Linked DNA regions of Mus musculus: region 2 is linked to region 1. A link is a loop called in an ENCODE intact Hi-C map of the cell type or tissue named here. Cell type or tissue: left cerebral cortex. All regions are shown on one strand. Links, peaks and the distances in the headings refer to the core of each region. The heading gives the core; the rest is flanking DNA.

Region 1 (9,312 bases), core at 439-8,438:
ACAGGATCACAGAGACAGCTGAACTCTGAGGAGTTCTGACACACCAGGATCACAGGAAGGACAGGCTCCAGTCAGATATAGCAAGGCAGGTAGCACTAGAGATAATCAGATGGCGGGAGGCAAGCAAAAGAAAATAAGCAACAGAAACCAAGGTTACTTAGCATCATCAGGACCCAATTATGCCACCATAGCAAGTCCTGGATACACCATCACATCAGAAAAGCGACATTCGGATCTAAAAATCACTTCTCATGATGATGATAGAGGACTTTAAGAAGGACATAAACAACTCCCTTAAAGAAATACAGGAGAACACAGGTAAACAGCTAGAAGCCCTTAAAGAGGGAACACAAAAATCCCCTAAAGAATTACAGGAAAACACAATCAAACAGGTGAAGGAAATGAACAAAACCATCCAAGATCTAAAAATGGAAATAGAAACAATAAATCACAAAGGGAGACAACCCTGGAGTTAGAAAACCTAGGAAAGAGATCAGGAGTTGCTGGCTCCTTGCAGGCAGGTCCAGGGGAGAGGAGCAAGGTCCTGGTCCCTCCAGGGTCTCTCCGTGGCTGAGCAGTATGGCAAGTATCGATGGTCCAAAAGAAACACACCAAGCCAGGGGTCTTGTCGAAGCAGGAACTCAACTTTATGGTATCAGCCTCTCTCCCTTATATAAGTTCGAAACATAGGGAGGGGATTTTTGTGGAGTAAGATGACATAGGAGGCGGGAAGGGTGATGGATGGTATGGAGGCAATGGCAGGACCAATGGCAAAACTCTACATCTGCGGGGCAGAGGCAGGGCCAAACAGGTTTTGCTTAGTCACCCTGATACAGAAGTGACTGAGTCAGGTCTCAAAACCAGGCTTAGGCTCTCCCACAAGGCCACAGAAACTCGAGCCAGGCTCAGTTTTGTCCTCAAGGCCCAAACCAGGGCCAAAATGGGGCCCAACAAGGAGTCATAGATGCAAGCAACACCAACAGAATACAACAGACAGAAGAGAGAATCTCAGATGCAGAAGATACCATAGAAAACATTGACACAACAGTCAATGAAAATGCAAAAGGCAAAAAGCTCCTAACCCAAAATATCTAGGAAATCCAGGACACAATGAGAAGACCAAACTTAAGGATAATAGGTATAAAAGAGAGCAAAGATTCCCAACTTAAAGGGCCAGTCAATATCTTCAACAAAATTATAGAAGAAAACTTCCCTAACCTAAAGAAAGAGATGCCCATGAACATACAAGAAGCCTACAGAACTCCAAATAGACTGGACCAGAAAAGAAATTCCTCCCGATACATAATAATCAGAACAACAAATGCACTAAATAAAGAAAGAATATTATAAGCAGTAAGGGAAAGAGGTCAAGTAATATAGAAAGGCAGGCCTAGAATTACACCAGACTTCTCACCAGAGACTATGAAAGCTAGAAGATCCTGGGCAGATGTCATATAGACTCTAAGAGAACACAAAAACCAGCCCAGGATACTATACCCAGCAAAATTCTCAATTATAGATGGAGAAACCAAGATATTTCATGACAAAAACCAAATTTGCATAATATCTTTCCATAAATCCAGCCCTACAAAGGATAATAGATGGAAAATACCAACACAAGGAGGGATACTACACCCTAGAAAAATCAAGAAAGTAATCTTTCAACAAATCCAAAAGAAGATAGCCATCTCTAACAACAAAACTAACAGGAAGTAGCAATCACTTTTTCTTAATATTTTTTAACGCCAATGGACTCAATTTCCCCCCAAAGAGACGTAGACTAACAGACTGGATATGTAAACAGGACCCAGCATTTTGCTGCATACTGGAAACACCTCAGAGATAGAGGCAGATACTACTTCAGAGTAAAAGGTTGGCAAACAATTTTCCAAGTAAATGGTCCCAAGAAACAAGCTGAACTTTCAACCAAAAGTTATCAAAAAAGATAAGGAAGGACACTTCATACTGGTCAAAGAAAAAAAAACCTACCAAGATGTACTCTCAATTCTGAACATCTATGCTGCAAATGCAAGGGCACCCACATTCATAAAAGAAAGTTTACTAAAGCTCAAAGCACACATCGCACCCCACAGAATAATAGCGGGAGACTTCAACACCCCAGTCTCAGCAATGGACAGATCATGGAGACAGAAACTAAACAGAGACACAGTGAAACTCAGAGAAGTTATGAGCCAAATGGATCTAACAGATATTTATAGAACATTTCATAAAGCAAAAGAATATACCTTCTTCTCAGCACTTCACAGTACCTTCTCCAAAGCTGACCATATAACTGGTCACAAAACAGGCCTCAACAGATACAAGAAGTTTGAAATAATCCCATGCAACCTATCACATCACCATGGACTAAGGCTGGTCTTAAATCCAACAAAAAGAACAGAAAGCACACATACGCATGGAAGCTGAACACCTTTCTACTCAATGATAACTTGGTCAAGGAAGAACTAAAGAAATTAAAGGCTTTTTAGAATTTAATGATGATGAAGATGCATCATACCAAAACTTATGGGACACAATGAAAACAGTGGTAAGAGGAAAACTCATAGCTCTAAGCACCTCCAAATAGAAACTGAAGAGAGCTTACACTAGCAGCTTGACAGCAACACCTGAAAGCTCTAGAACAACAAAAAAAGCAAATACACCCAAGAGATGTCAGGAAGTAATCAAACTCAGGGCTGAAATCAACCAAATAGAAACAAAAAGAACTATTCAAAGAATCCACAAAACCAGGAGCTGGTTCTTTGAGAAAATCAACAAGATAGATAAACCCTTATCCAGACTAACCAGAGGGCACAGAGACAGGATCCAAATTAATAAAATCAGAAATGAAAAGTGAGACATAACAACAAAATATATCTTAAAATAATTAGTTTGTTGAATATTAGCAGTTGAAAATATTAAAATCATGTTCTACAAACAAAATAAACAAACAAAAAGAAATGGCAATTAATCACTCCACATGGTTGGAAAAATGAATTTTTAACCCCAAATCCACCTAACACGGAACGAAGAAAGTTCTACTTATGTATGGATAACTACTGTCAAAACCGGAAGTAACATGGGATTGAACTTGTTTGAAAATAGGTTCTAAGATTAATAAAAAATTAACCGAGTCCTAATTTTAAGTCACAAGAACGGAAGATCCAAAATTCTTCTACTTCTTGGTTTTAAGTGAGAGAGTATCTACCTGGGTGTGGCCTCAGCCTCTGGACACCGTGGGAATAGCAGTACATTATGCGCGCAGTTAGAAGCAAGCAACTCACAGGTAAGAGTTGAAATAATTGAAGGGCAGCTGTGCACAACGCAATGCATAAGTTCAGCTGCAAATGTGCCTATGACCTGATTCTCAGCAGCCTTCATACTCTGTGTTAGGGACTTAAACTATGCTTTCCCATAATGATTATTTTTGTTATTAATAGATAATGTACTCACTATTTGGTCATTAACATGCAATAGCACATTCCCCAGAAATGCATCTGTTGACGCTCTTCCTTGAGTTGAATGATATTTAACTGGAGCTGAATGAATGGTCAGTGCTAATATTAAGTAACATGCATGATCTGTTCTTATAAAATCCTGAACATTTTGCTTGCTATGCTCCATTATACTTTTGGTGGGCTGATTTTGCTTTTGCTTTTTCTCATTTTGTAATTTAATTATTATCATGATTTTATAAATGGCTGGTGTATTTAAATCAATAAAATTTTAAATTTTACAAAAAAAAAAAAAGATCCAGACCAGCCAGAGCATCACAGTGAGACCTTTTCTCAAAAACAAACAAACAAAAAAAAAATAAATAACATGGGAGTGTTCTAGGAAAGAAGGAAAGAAAGAAAGAAAGAAAGAAAGGAAGGAAGGAAGGAAGGAAGGAAGGAAGGAAAAAAGAAAGAAAGAAAGAAAGATAGAAAGAAAGAAAGGAAAGAAAGGAGGAAAAGACAAGACAACTTCCCAAAGGCGAGAACATCCAAAACAGCTTTATCCACTCATGAAAGCCCCAAATGGAAACAAACTTACAAACTGTCTGTTACAGTGCAGTCCAAATATTGAAACCACGTAGAAATTTGAAAGAGGGACTTTATTAAGTAATCATATAATTAATTCCGTTTTTTTTTTTTTTTCTTTCTAAGACATGTTTTTACTGTGACCCAAGCTGTTTTGGAACTCAATGTGTAGTTTAACCTGAGGCCAGGGATACCTCACTATGCCCAGCTTAAGAAGGAAATGTTAAAACAAACCAGCCAGTTTAGTAGGCTCATGCCTGTAATCCAAACACTTCAAAGTAGATGTAGGAGAATCATGGTAAGTTCATGGCCAGCCTGGGCTACATAGGAGACCTTGTCTCAAGAAAAGATAATAACAAAAGAAAAACACATCAATTTAGCATTGGAGCAGCTATGAAGATGTAAAAGGAGAGGGAAAAGCCTGGTATCCTTCAGTGGTAGAGTACTTGCCTAGCACGCACAAGGCCCCGAGTTCAAAATGACCTAAGGACTATCCTAAAGCTGAAGGAAGATACCCAAAGAAACAAATTGGAAGGTGGGACTCTTCCTAAAGCTGTGACGCAAACCTGTTAGCAAACATGTACGATAATGTAAGAAGTCGGCTGTGCTACAAAGGCTAGCCTTGGTAGAAGAAACACGAGTGCCCAGAATAGTCATGAACCTACTTGCACACAGAATGGTGCAAGACCTGGTGTTGGAAGCACCCTGGAGCAGAAGCTGAGACTTGGCACACAGGAGTCACGAATGTCCATGTCCGGGCCAGCTGAGATGGGCAGTGTCCTCATTGGGAGCATTGTTCAAGGCGGCTCTGGACTAGGGTTGTATCTTTATAGGTGTTAATGTGATGGGGACATGTAGTCGGGGCAAAACACAAACAGATAGCCCATGCATGTGCTGTTGGCACAGACGGGGAGAGTAAAACAACTCACCAGAAGGAAATGCAAGTTCCTTCCTGCTGCAATGGCTCTGCAGCGCCATCTACTGACAAAATGTCGTGCTCTCATTGAAAGAAACTTGAAGCCGCTGCTCTTAACCTGTGGGTCGACCCTTTTTGGGGCGTCATCTGTTAGTCGCCTAAGTATTTTATGGTTGGGGGGTCACCACAACATGAGGAACTCTATTAACGGGTCACAATTTTAGGAAGGTTAAAAACCACTACCTTTAAGGAACTATGACAGAACAGGCAACGGAAGGAAGATTGGAAGAAGTAACAGATGTATAACTGTCACATCTACCCACAGTGGGGGAAAATCCACCTGTGGCATATTGAGATGGGCAACCATAGGACACTACTGTGCTTGCAAAAGCAACAGCAGGGATGAAGTGTCAAAATGACAACAACATGTGCGTGCTGAAGGAAAGGTATTACACAAAGGGTAAATGCCTTCATTACATGAAATTTTAGAACATTCAAGACTAATTTGCAGGGGGCGTGGGGAACGTCAATTAGTAAACTAAGTGTGGTGGCTTAGGCTTGTAATTCCAGCACTTGGGAAACTGATGTATGAGGATCAAGTGTTCAAGGATAGTCTAGGTTACCTAGCCACACCCTACCCTCCCCCAAGCAAAACAACAGAAAGAGTACATTACATCTGTAATTATACCCCCGTAATGCCTATTTTCAAAATGTTGTCTGAAAACAGGAGTCTATGGTATAGGATGGAGACTACTATCCGTTCCAAATCCTGCTCCCGGGGAATTCCTGGCCAGGAGCCATTTGAAAAGACTGAAGCTTTGGTAGACGAGAACAAACAAACAAAAAGGAAAAAAAACAAAAAAACAAAAAACGAACTACAGGCTAATCTAATGGAGTCTTCTCAATTGAGAGTCCCTCTTCTCAGATGACTCCAGCTTGTGTCAAGTTGACAAAACAAAAAACAAAAACAAAAACAAAAAACTATAGCAGCACATTTAGCCATCATCAGTCACACAGTGTCCATAGTTCAGCCCCAGGCCCATGTGGTGTGAGGGGACAATGACAGAAGACTGGCTTATCAAGGTTGGATACTGTGACTCCTGCCCTTAGTCCCAGCACTCAGGAGACATGGGAAGGTGGATCTCTGAGTTTAAGGTCAGCCCAGTCATAGGAAGTTTCAGATCAACCAGGGCTACATGGTGAGACAGTTTCAAAAGCAAACTGGCTGTTGAAGCATCAATGTTCACGGAGTAGGGAGGAGCAACCTGCCAAAGAAAAGGCCTCGCTGAAGATTCCACCGACTGCCGAAAGTGAGTCACTGAGAACTGCACATGAGACCAACACCTGTGCCAATAATAACTATGAGAGGGGATTGTGAAGAGGTTGCCAAACTGTGGCCGCCAGCTCCTTTATAAATAAAGCCTAGCATAGCTCACTAGCTAGTGTCACCTGTATGGCTGGTAGAGTGGGGGCTCGCAGTCTTGACTGCTTTATGTCTGTATGTTTGCCTAGAAATTGCATAGATTGGTAAAGGATATCTTCCAGGACCCAGGAATGAAGATCTAGGCTAGTCCTAAAATATCAGACAGGCTGTGGTGGGATATGCCTTTAATTCCAGCACTCTGGAAGCAGAGGCAGGGTCTCTGCAAACTCAAGGCCAGTCTGATCTGCAGAGAGAGTTCCAGGCCAGCCAGGGTGACATAATGAGATCCTGTATCAATAATAATAATAAGAAGAAGAATATTATTGTCTCCTCTGACTGAGTGTGGTAGTGCACACCTGTAATCCCAGCACTCTGGAGGCAGAGGCTGGAAGATCAGGAGTTTCATAGCACGTTTGACCTAGCCTGGGCTACGTAAGACTCTGGGTTTTGTTGTTGTTGTGGGTGTTTTTTTAAATCATCCCTTCAACAAAACCATATTTTTTTGTAGGTTTTATAAAATTATCTCATGTGGTTAGGGATGTAGCTCAATGGTGGAATGTTGGCCTAGCATATGGAAGGCCCTGGGTTCAATCCTCAGCCCTGCAAAATGAGTGCCTGAATGAATGATACTAATAAATGAATACTGTTGATAAAAAGTCCCTTCCTTACCTGTGTCTGAGAAATGTCAGTGACCCAGAGGGATCTTGAATTTCTCCTATGCTGTGTATGCATTGAGTGGTTTTATATGGTGGAAGATTAGACTGACAGCCCATAATCCAGTGCCCCAGTGCTGGGTACTATCATAGAGAGTTTTACAATTCTGTGTATACATATTTTGTCTGTGTCTGTAGATTTGCAGCACATACTTTACTGTTGCCCTCTAGAAGAGCATCCAGTTTCTTAACTGCTGAGCTGTCACTCCAGTCCCCCTTAGAGATCTTTTTAAAATGTTCTTACATTTGCTTATGTGTATGGGGGAAGCAGCGCATGTAACACACTGTACATATGAGAGATGGAGCTTACTGGCCAGCCAGTCTAGCCAAAACCAGTGAGTTCCAGGTTCAGTTAGAGACCCAGTCTCAAGAGAATAAAATGGAGCTGAGCATGGTGGTACACACCTTTAATCCTAGCACTCAGGAGGCATCAGCTGGCAGATGTCTGAGTCTGAGGCCAGCCTGGTCTACAGAGTAAGTTCCTGATCAGCTAGGGCTACACAGCGAAATTCTATCTTAAAATAAATAAATAAGCAAGATCTTGTCTCAAACAGAACAACAACAACAACAACAAAAAGGCAAAACAAAAAAACCAAAAAATCAAAGATACACAAATAGGCTAATATGTTTGCCAGTGCACTAATTAGTGGTGTTTGCCCAACACCACTAATTATTAGTGCAATGTAAATCAAAGTTACCGTGAGACACTGCTTCATACCTATAGAGATGGCCACTATCAATATCAATGCATGGAAAACAATAAACATTATAAGGACTAAAAGAAATTGGAACTCTGATGCTTTGTGGGTGGAAATTGAAAGCAATAGAGTATGGCAGGCAGGTACTCAGAATATTAGAAGACCAAAGGTCCAATAATTCTTTTTTGTGGGGCAGTGGACTGTGCCAGGAAACTTGGTAAGGTTGAGTGGGTTCAGAACCGCTGGCATCCACCTGAGGACAGTAGGAGTTCCCTACTCCTGACCAGATTCCTGGCCTGGAACACGTGACCACAACTCCACACAGAAGAACGTGGCCTAGCACAAAACACAAAGTTCTGCACGCTAATGAGGTATCTAGATGGACCCTGAGGGTTTGGCCAATGAAGCTTCCCTTCCCAGACTAAGTTCCTTCCTGCAAAAGGTATGCAAAATCTCTGGTCCACCCTGAGGAAAGGGTATGTCCCTAGTCTCCACGATGAATAATCAATGGAACCAAGGACTGCCTCTCTTATCAAGAAGGGAGGGAGGGAGGGAGGGAGGGAGGGAGGGAGGGAGGGAGGGAGGGAGGGAGGGAGGGAGGAAGCCTTTGTTGCACAGAGCTGCAGCCTGAGTCTCCAGCACAAGATCCCTCCTCCATCCTGGACAGTTGCCACTAAGCTAAACCTGAGTTCCCTCTCCCATACCCCCACCCCCTCCCCACCCCCTGACCTCTTCACAGGCCCAGGGCCGTTTGTATGCCCAGGAGCTTGGGAACCCCCGACTCCTCAACTCTTCGTTCAGCCTCAGCTTGGCTGAGGTCCCCTCCTAGGCTGCATTCTCCTACCCCTTGAGCAGTGCATTGGAGCTTCCTGCAAGCCCATCACCTGCTGTCGGTGTAGGGTAAAATACAGCCTAGCGTTCTATGGTTCTTCTGCCTGAGTAGAGTTCACACACCCGGGCAGTGAGGTGGAACGTGGGACCACACTTTTTCTGGGTTCATACCCAAAACAATTGAAAGTGGGGTTTCGAGGAGACATTTGCACATCCAGGTTCCACAGTAGTGTCAGTCACAATATATAAAACATGGGCAAAATCCAAGGGCCCATTGACAGATGAATGGGTAAGCCAGATGTGTGCTTCCCATAGAATAAAATTCTGTCCCATTGTGAAACAGGAAGTTCTGACACATTTGACTGTGCTAATGAGAATTAAGGATACTCTGTAAAGTAAGCCAGTCACAAAAAGATAAGAGCAGTGTGACCCCACTAAGTGACTTGCTAGGACCTGGGAGGAGCAGGAAGTGATGCCACAGGGGAGTTTCGGTTCTTGTGAGATGGACAGAATTACAGACAGAGACAGCTGTACACCAACACCAGTGACCTGGACACTGAAAATAATGAAGATTTGATCCAGATCTCCCTGAGGAAAAAAAAAAGGCAGATTATATGCTAAGCATATTTCAACAATAATGAGAGAAACTGGGAAAAACTGAATACAAGAATACAAGTAAAATAGATAAAATAAGCAATTCTTTGCATTT
Region 2 (9,312 bases), core at 451-8,450, 140 kb before region 1:
CTCAGGCTTAAATGATCTTACTTTGGTTCATACAAACCACATAAGTCAGACTATGGTGGCACACGCCTTTATTTCCAGCTATCAGAAAGCAGAGACAGGTGGATCTTTGAGGCCAGCTTGGTCTACAGAGAGTTCCAGGATAGCCAGAGCTATACAGAGAAACTCTGTCTTTGAAAACAAACAAACAACAACACATACAAAAAGAGAACCATTTAAAAGGAATGTCTTAGAATTGGTGGCTAAAATAGTGACAAAATGTAAAACCCAAATACCTGGAACTACTCGTATGTTTTGTATGAGACAAAGGGTGTTCTTTGGGCTTTGTTCCAGAAAAGTGGCAAAGCAAGTTCAAGTGGATTCCTATCAGCCTACATTTCATGAAGGACTGCTCTACTCCTCATTTTGATCACTTGTTGCTTCTTGCATGCCTAGAGTTGCTGTTGTGATAACTAAAAGAACAGGGGCTTTTTAAGTAAAGGAATGAGTAAGTTAAATGGAAGCCAAAAATATACTTTGCTCCTCTGGGAACCAACTAAAGAATATGTAACAAGTGTTATTTATGGCCATCCTTACATACCCCTCTTATTCTCTTCTAATCAAAAGATAGGTCTGGGGGTGATGAAATGTCACCTGTTGCCAAGCCTGATGACCTGAGTTCAGTCTCCAGGACCCATGTGGTAGAAAAAGTTGTGGTACTCAAATTCCCTGACAAAATATATACTGAAGCTTTTAGCTGACATTAAACCACTTGTATAGATGAAAGTGCCTTGGAAAATCTCATTACATAATGTTGTACTGATTTCTATACACATACAAAAAAGCAAACCTACTCATGCACAAACAAATAAATGCAGTAGCAGAGGTGGTGGTGGTGGTAATAGGCAAGAGCTACAGCTAGCACCGTTTCTCTGAGTAGGTGCAGGAGGGGAACAGAGGGGAGCTCCAGCACAAGTAAGGCAGAACCTGGACTGAAGCAGAGTAGAAAGGAAACAGCGAATAAAGCTGGGTGTGTAATGGGAATACTGACACCATGAACTGAAGAAACCCATCCGGCTGGGGACAGTGAAGACAGGCTTACCGGGATCTGCTGGATCTCTCCTGTGTTGGTAATGATCTGCTGCATCACCTGCATGGTCTGTCCAGTGCCACTCTGGGTCTGCTGGGCCTGACCCTGAGGTTGGGCCTGTACAATCTGCACCTGCTGACCTTCTCCAACCTGCATGGTCACGGGTGTGGTCTAGAAGGAAGAGCCAAGAGAAAGCTGTTTGAGCTCTGGCTGGGAGCCTGCAGTAGTAAACTGGAAGCTCACACACTCCATTACTGCCTAAATTTGTCACCCTCTTAACATGCAGCCCAATGGTTGTACAACACAGCTAGAGTTAAGTCTGAAAAAGAAACAAGAAAGCCAAACCAAGTTTTAGGTTCACAGTGCAGAATATCTAAGCTTAAATGTTGCAACTCCATAGTCCTTCTGTGATGGCAGAGTGCATATAAAATAGGGAAGAAAAAAAAAAAATCAAAGCAATCATGACAACTGACAGAAACAGACCCATGTCAAATTAGGGGAAGGCGAATCTAGAGGACACCAGGAAACATGAAGTGGAGCCTATGTGAATGCACTATATTTAGGGTCCTAGACTGTATTGTAGGCATGAAAAACAATGAAAGGCAAACAAAGCACAAAGGCTCATCTCTCAGGCTAGGCCTAGCGCATGTGGGCTCTCATCCACTCAAGCAGCAGAGTGAACCTGGCCCAGCTTAGCCAGACAGTTGCTACAGATTATAGCAGAGCTCCCCACAGGGGTGAAAACATCAGATGCTGACAACTCAACAAAGCCTACCCTCATTCAGCAGCACCCAGCAACGCAATAGCTTGAATAGTCAAGAATGAAGAGTCCAGATTTAAGACATTTGTGCCTTATGTTCATGACTTGTACTTAGCAGCTTTATCACTATGAAGCAGACTCTAAATCCCAAGACCTTAGCCCCTAATGTAGCTTTGTTTAAAAGGTTTTTAGAGACAGGGTTTCCTGTGTAGCTTTCGATATCCTGGAACTCACTTTGTAGACCAGGCTGATCTCAAACTCATAACAGATCTACCTGCCTCTGCCTCCCAAGCTCTGGGATGAAAGGTATTCGCCAACACTGCCCAGCTTCTTAGATGTGACTTTTACAGAGAAATGAACGCAGTGTATCTGACCTGTCTAAAAATGGGAATGATGGGAGATTGGTGGAGTACCTGTACCTGTAGTCTCATCCCACATCAGACATGATCTTCCCTGCTCTGAGCTAACAACCCTGACAACCAGATGATAGGGAGAGTCTCAAAGTATCATAGACTTCAAATGATGTTGCTGTTCTAATGTTAATTCTTGATTGCACAGGTGCCCCAGATGTAGTAACTTGGTAACTAAAACTAGGGTGGGGGAAGGGTGTGTGTGTGTGTGTGTGTGTGTGTGTGTCATAGAAACTAGAGAAGAGATTTAAGAGATTACTCAGTAGGAAAGAATGACTGGAAGAGGAGAGACAGCATTCTCAGTATAAGTCTCCTTGGTAGGTTGGACAACAGCAAATAAATAATCTCTTCCACCTGTGTAGCATGATGCTACATCTATTCCTGACCTCCAGAAGGGAGTTCCCAACAAAAAACAAAAAACACAGAATTCACTTCAGCACACTTCCTTCCAACTTTATTATAATGTATATCCTACCTTAGGAAAGATACCTGCACTTAAAATGAAACAACCTTCACTACTCACTCACTATGGGTCTAGGGAGGTGTGACCTAGCCCCTGGCTACCCTAAACCTAAAGCAGGACAGCAATACAACTTCATCAACCTCACAAGCTTTCTCAGCTCCAAGCCCAGCAGGTCTCAGCTGGCAAGGAAGACAGATGAAATCTTTGCTGACCAAAACCAAGCATGCTGCCAACCCATCACTGTACTCCACCAACCCAATTTTTGAGAGTATTTCCAAGGTATTCTAAATTGTTTCAAGAAAATGAGGACTTGTATTAGCATGGAAGCTGCTAAATCACCCATAGTGTGCCCTGCTGTAAGCCCAACAGCCATGGACTTCTTGGGTCAATCAGTCAATCAGGGCCAGTCCTTGGCAGCCTCTCTTTAAGTTCACTCAGTAAAGGGACAAAGCCTTTGGCAGGTAAAGATTTCTCACTGCAGAGGCACAGGGCATTAGGGTGCAGTGAATCCTGAGACAAGGACTGGGCCATAATCAGTTTTGAACCTTGTTTGCCTAGTAGTGTCCGACAGAGAGAGTACTCAATATACTTCTATTTTATGAGTAAATGAACAAGAAATAAATCCTAAAGTCAAAAAAAAAAATTAAATCCATCCCACCCCAAACAAACTTAGTTCTTCACTAGAAATATACAAGACTCTCTAGGATATGTTTCCTAGACTTGCCTAGATAGCTCTCATACTAATTAAATTCACATCATTTCCTTTGCCGTTTCTCACTTTTCTGTCTGCTTGCTCTACTTGCTTGTTTTGAAACAGAATTTCATACAGCTGAGTCTTGTCTCAAACTCTTGATTCTCCCCCCATCCCCCTTCCAGTGTGCTGGAATTATACACGTATGCCACCATGCCCAGCTATTTCTCATTTCTAAGCGGCTGGCTGTGCTGGAGCTTTTGAGTAGCAACACCATGCTTTCCCAAAGTATTAACACTTCCAGTGATCCCTCTAAAAGTTACATTATTCTTTTCAGGAGCCTCTAACCACCTTTTCTCCCACCAATTTCTCATATCTTTGTCAGATACTCTTTTGATAACACTCTGTATATAATTCTAAGGCTGACTTAGTTTTACTCATCCCACGTGATGATATAACCTTTAAAAATATTTGTATTCCCAACTAAGACTACTGTGAATTCCTTGAAAATCAGGATTTTTTTATCCATGCTTATGTCCCCAATACCTAGCATAAGACTTTACTCACAGAGGATGCTCACTGATGAATAAATAAAGTAATGACTGACAGAATTGGGATTCAGAGCTCACAGTACTGAGTCCTCTGCAGCCTCTCATGACTCCCAACGGATGGTACTGCTCTCAACAGTACTATGGGGGAGAAAAAAAAATCCTCTGATTACTATTGTCAAAGGAAAAGGTCACCTGACACAAATACAGTAGGACAGAGACCTGCCAGAAAGGAGAGGTATGCAAGCTAGCAATAGTACTGCTCTCCCTTTAACAACAAATTCCAGTCCTGGCATAGACAAGTAGCAGGTATGGAGTCCACTGAAAAGATCTTTTACAGACATCCCACTACTGTTCATGGGTGCATTAGTGAAAATTTTTTTCCTTCTAATATATCTGGGCTCATAGGGATCCTGGAGAACATCTTGTCCACTGCACTTTCCTTATCTGACCTAAGAGGAAAACAGGGTCCAGAGAGATTAGGGTGATACTTTGCCTCTGTGACTTAATGTGGGGGAAGCTCAGGTTTCCAGACATCAAATGCAGCACTCTGTAAGGATGTGATGGCCTCTCTCTGTACTGGTCACACTTGCCCCACCCAAACCTAAGAGACACTGTGTTACTAGGTGGGTACTCCCTGCCACTCACAGACCTGACCCTGCTGAGGCTGTGCAATGATGATCTGTCCAGGCTGGATGGTGGTCGTAGAACTGGTGGTCTGCTGGCCTTGCTGCTGTCCCTGGACCTGGACAGCAGTGGGCTGCTGAGCCAGCGTGAAGTAGTACTGGACAGGCTCCGCAGGAGTCACAGACTGGCGTACCTCCTCCTGTGGGGTGGAAGGAGAAGCAGGTAAGGGGAAAAAAACCGACTCAGCAACCGCCACAGTGAATTTCCACTCTTCCCTGAAACAGGCTATGTGCAGTTGCCTGCCGAATGCTGAGCTCTCCACATTTGCAGTCAAAGGAGAAGTGGAATTTGGAGACCAGTTGTGCTAAATCAAACTAAAAATAACAGTTTCTATAGGCTTCACAGAACATACAGCCAATTTTCTGAAGTCCCGAGTAATCATCCATTGTGTGATGAGTTGCAAACAGGCAAATAATTACCATAAGCAACAACCATGCACCAGCAGAGCTTGTCAGTAGATTCTGTCAAAGCCTGCGATGGAAGATGCTACCCAAACTTAATATCCCCAAGTCCCAGAAGGGATCTATCAGGGAGAGAGGAAACAGCTTTTCCTAGGCTTTTCCAGCTTTTTTTTCACAACACACTGAGAGCTCTATGTTCATCACTGATGTGTCTACCCCAGCAGAGCATCTAAGTCTAGTTGTACTTAGCCACAGAAGTGCAACCCAGGGGACCTGATGATAGCTCTCCGCTGGGGCGCTGCTTTGGCTGACTAGGGAGGCAGCATTCTGTCCGATCTGTCGGGTGAAGAGATTGTTCTTCAGCTGACGTTTTCCATGGCAGAAGGAGTAAACAACCCTCTCCCAGCCACCTTGAGCTCACAGCTGAGAGTGTAGGATGTTTACACACACTACAACATGGTTACAGCCCAGGGGTTGGTAGGTCTCTGACCACCTAGAGATCAGCGTCTCATCCCGAGTGACCTGTGACACATAGTGTCCCCGTCCAGGACAACAAATATATTCGACCACATGGGCTGAGTAAGAATATTAGCTAATTTTATTCACTTCCTTATTCAGAGCTTTCCCTGTCAGGTTTCAAAAACGAGATACTTCTCAAGGTACTGAGACCTTCTCACCTGCTCAATGCTCTCTAAAGTGCACTTCCATGACACTGTCATGGACACTTATTGCAAGATTTTGTACTTGCATGACAAACTGTCAGTTCTGCTCAGATGTAAGTACTACTGCCTCTCACTTGCTTGCTTGCTAGCTACTGTCCCTGGTAGTTCCATACAGGTACTGGTATATACTACCTGACTGATGAGTCTACTTATCAGACAAAGAGAAAGCTGGAGAGAGAGAAGTACTTTTCTGAATGCATACTGACTGCAGTATTAATTCTTCTAAACTGAACAGCTATAACCAATAACTCTACAAAAGAGTACCTCAGATCTGTGACCAAGTGTGTGGGAAAAGTTGTCCTTGTAGTACCAGGCTAAGTGCCTGCCTGTTAATCCTGTAACTGGGATCATGAATAACTAGCCTCTGAGACATTTCAATCGCAACATAACAAGGTTCCCCAATGGTCATCAACCCAGAACACAAAACTGTTCCTAACGTTCTGGTTATCCAAGCAAGTCTTTAAGCATAAGCTGACCTTCTGCGATAATGTAGTCTATGCTTCAAACCCACAGTTTCAGTCCTCAACCTTCAGCAGAGGTAAAAAAAATATATATATAGAGCTCCTTTTATTTTCTCAACTTCAAGTCAAAGCCAGGTCCATTTCAATTTTGGTTTCTTTTCCATTTTAAGCAAAAGTCAGCTGGCAACCATGTCTTGGCAGGGATACATACCAATACTCCTTTAGACCACAAAACTGAGGTCAACTGCTCTTTCCAAAGCTGTGGAAATAAGTTCAGTGTCTATTTTTCCCCTCACTGAGATCTCCCCTTCCTATTTTAGAAATAGGAAGGCCGGACTTAACAGTGGAAACACTCTTAGCTTATGAGAGTATTAAGAACTGAGAACACAGAGCAGCTGGGGACACGGTCCCTTCCTGCCTTTGACCTGTGATCAGCTCTAGGTGTCCATAATTACAACACTGAACAAGGGTTTTGTTTTGTTTTTCCAAGATAAAAAGCAAATTCTTTAAATACTTCTGCCAGAACCCAAAATAGTGCTTTAGCAAAAGCTCTCAGGCAGGCAGGTAGCCTCTCCCATGTTTTCTACTGCATCCTCTCAGGTAATAATGACTTAGACAGTTTCTAGAACACTGTTGTCAGGACAAGCATGGCTATTTTCAAATTGCTGTGATGGAAGGAGGCACAAGTAAGGTTCTTCTGCTTTATGAAGCACTCATTCTGCAAATGGAGATCAAGCCAGCAGGAAATGATGATGCTTGATTTAAAGAAATGGGTGAAAAGATAATGACATTTCAATGAGCAAGGAACTTTCAACTCATAGCTTAGTCGGGGAGAAGTCAACCCTCAACTACCATCTACTTGCAGACAATCTACTTACTTCCATGGCAAAAAAGAGAGAGGGAGACTCCAAATCATCTCTGAGAAGCCTCATAATCCAGTGTCTCCCTTTCCAGATGGATCAGCACCAAGCCCTAGGAAAACACCTGACCGAATAGGTCAGTACAGAAAGGTACCTGCTCCATGCTAACACTCAGTACAGAAGGGTACCTGCTCCACACTAACAGTGGCTTCTCCAGTGCTGAGACTGAAAAACAGTGACAGTGAACAAACAGTATCACAGCACAGGGTCATCACTACACTGATGAGCAGCCAGCTCCAGACTAGGGGAAAAAATACATTTGCTTTAGTGGCAGGGTGAACTGCTGCCTCCTTCAGAGGGTGTGTTTTGGAGAGTAGGCACTTTTAAAGGACTTTAGGAGGTGCCAGCCAATTTGGAGCTTGGGAAAACTTCATGTCTACAGAGAATTAAAAAATGCTATCTTAGAATTTCAGGCCAGCTTTCAGCAATCTCAACCTTTTAAATGCCAGGCAGCAGCTGTCCTGAATAGGATGCCAATCAATAGCTCAAACACCTACAAAGAACTAAAACCAGGCAGCTAAAGGAGTGTTCTTGCTGTATACCTTTTAAAGGGAGATGGACTAAGTATAGTGGTCCATGCCTTGAATCCCAGCACTCAGGAGGCAGAAGCAGATAGATCTCTCCGAGTTCCAGAACAACCTGGTCTACACAGTCTAGTCTAGCCAGGGATACACAGGGAGAGCCTATCTCAAAAATCCAAACCAAACCAAAGAACAAAAGAGGGAGATGGGGTAGACCACCAGCAAATCTAACACCCTGACAGACCCAGAAGAACAAACAACTTTGGAGGAAGGTATAGGTCAGCAGCTCTCAACCTGTGGGTTGTGACCCCTTTGTGGGATGGAAAGATCCTTTCACATGGATCACCTAAGACTACTGAAAAACAGATAGTTGCATTAAAATTCATAACAGTAGCAAATTACAGTTATGAAATAGCAATGAAAAAAATTTTATTGTTGGGAGGTTATTACAACATGAGGAACTGTATTAAATGGTGCAGCATTAGGAAGGCTGAGAACCACTGGTATAGGATAATAACTTTCTCTTTAGTCATCTATTCAGCAGGCAGCCCATAGTGAACAATCAGTACAATAAGAGCAATGCCTGACTGCATCACAGATCTTACCACCTTGTCTTTAAAGGAAACTCCTGGTGGATACATGGGAGCAAAAATCCAATAAGGAAAACAGGCTCATGGTATTATCAGCTCCAAACGAAGAGAGACAGTCTGAGTTCTTGTGACTTCTCAGAGAGAAAGGAAGTAACCCAAGAAAAGGAGACAAGTTCATGGGCACAAACCTGCAATGTCTCAAAGCCGATGAGCGCAGCCGGGGACGACTGTGGCAGCCTGCCGCTGTAAACATCCGACTGAAAGCTCCTCTCAACACCTTACAGCTTCCAGTCAAGGATGTTTACAGTAGCAAAGACTGCCCAGAAAAATAAAGAGCTTCAGTGAGGCACAACCTGCTCCCATAAGGAGGTGACCCAGGGCTTGCTAACCCAAAAACCCTCATGCAGGGTCAGAATTAATGTCAATTAGGATGCCCACTTCTCCAACAGGTTTTCTGACTGGTTATTTGTACAGGTCAACATGGGGAGAATGGTTGTCATTAAATGACTCTAAACAGTATACTACAAAATAATTAGTTAAAAACACTTATATTTTATGAACAAAAATAAAACAAGCAGGACATGGTATGGCTTTACTTCTCTGAGGCATATTACACTAAACCTAGTGAATCATGCAAACTGCGTGCCTGAAACAATGAGCTCTATAGGACTGGGGTCTATCACAATCACAACTAAGTTATATGCACCCAAGTGCTGAACAAAACAAATGGTGTGATCTTTGGAGATGAACAGGCAGAAGAAGGGCAGACACTTAGTTCTTGTAATTAAAAAGAAAAATGTAAATGGTGGTTCTAAAACTTCACTGGACACCAAAGCATCTAGGGAACTTTAATTATTGATTCCTGGGGTCATGGGGTCATAGGTTCTGACTCAGTGGATGATGGGTAGAGTCATCACACTACAGAGACACAGCATAGAGTAAGAAAATAAAAGCCACTGGCTCCAATCTGATCACTATGCACAAAGAGGTTGTTTCTTAGAATCTGAAAACTGACTGGCTGAAAAAGCTTTTATTTTAGATGAAGAAATCCTGAACTGAGCTTCACCCCACT

Evidence for each region. Hi-C counts contacts between places; a loop is a spot of excess contacts. Peaks named below come from ENCODE experiments on the same cell type or tissue, not always from the same donor. Only the 100,000 strongest peaks of a DNase experiment are listed, where the experiment ranks them.
Region 2: a loop joins it to region 1, with 4 times the contacts of the local background. A loop is called at or near these places in 7 of 42 quality-filtered maps.

The regions. Positions count from the first base shown.
Region 1 is chr4:120,905,018-120,914,329 of GRCm38, forward strand. No RefSeq gene overlaps it. Among named protein-coding and RNA genes, the nearest start is that of Exo5, 15 kb to the right of the region's middle. In left cerebral cortex, for the core only: a CTCF peak has its summit at 4,999 (motif pointing left); DNase peaks (open chromatin) are centred at 4,999 and 6,258.
Region 2 is chr4:120,764,136-120,773,447 of GRCm38, forward strand. Nfyc (nuclear transcription factor-Y gamma) reads right to left here. Exons shown (of 10, transcript NM_008692.4): 6 at 4,591-4,764; 7 at 1,079-1,237. Mir30c-1 (microRNA 30c-1) reads right to left here and starts at 5,487; the gene lies at 5,399-5,487. Mir30e (microRNA 30e) reads right to left here and starts at 8,562; the gene lies at 8,471-8,562. It overlaps Mir30f (microRNA 30f), which reads left to right and starts at 8,471; the gene lies at 8,471-8,562. In left cerebral cortex, for the core only: no CTCF peak of the experiment used is centred there; a DNase peak (open chromatin) is centred at 5,064; H3K27ac peaks cover 404 bases.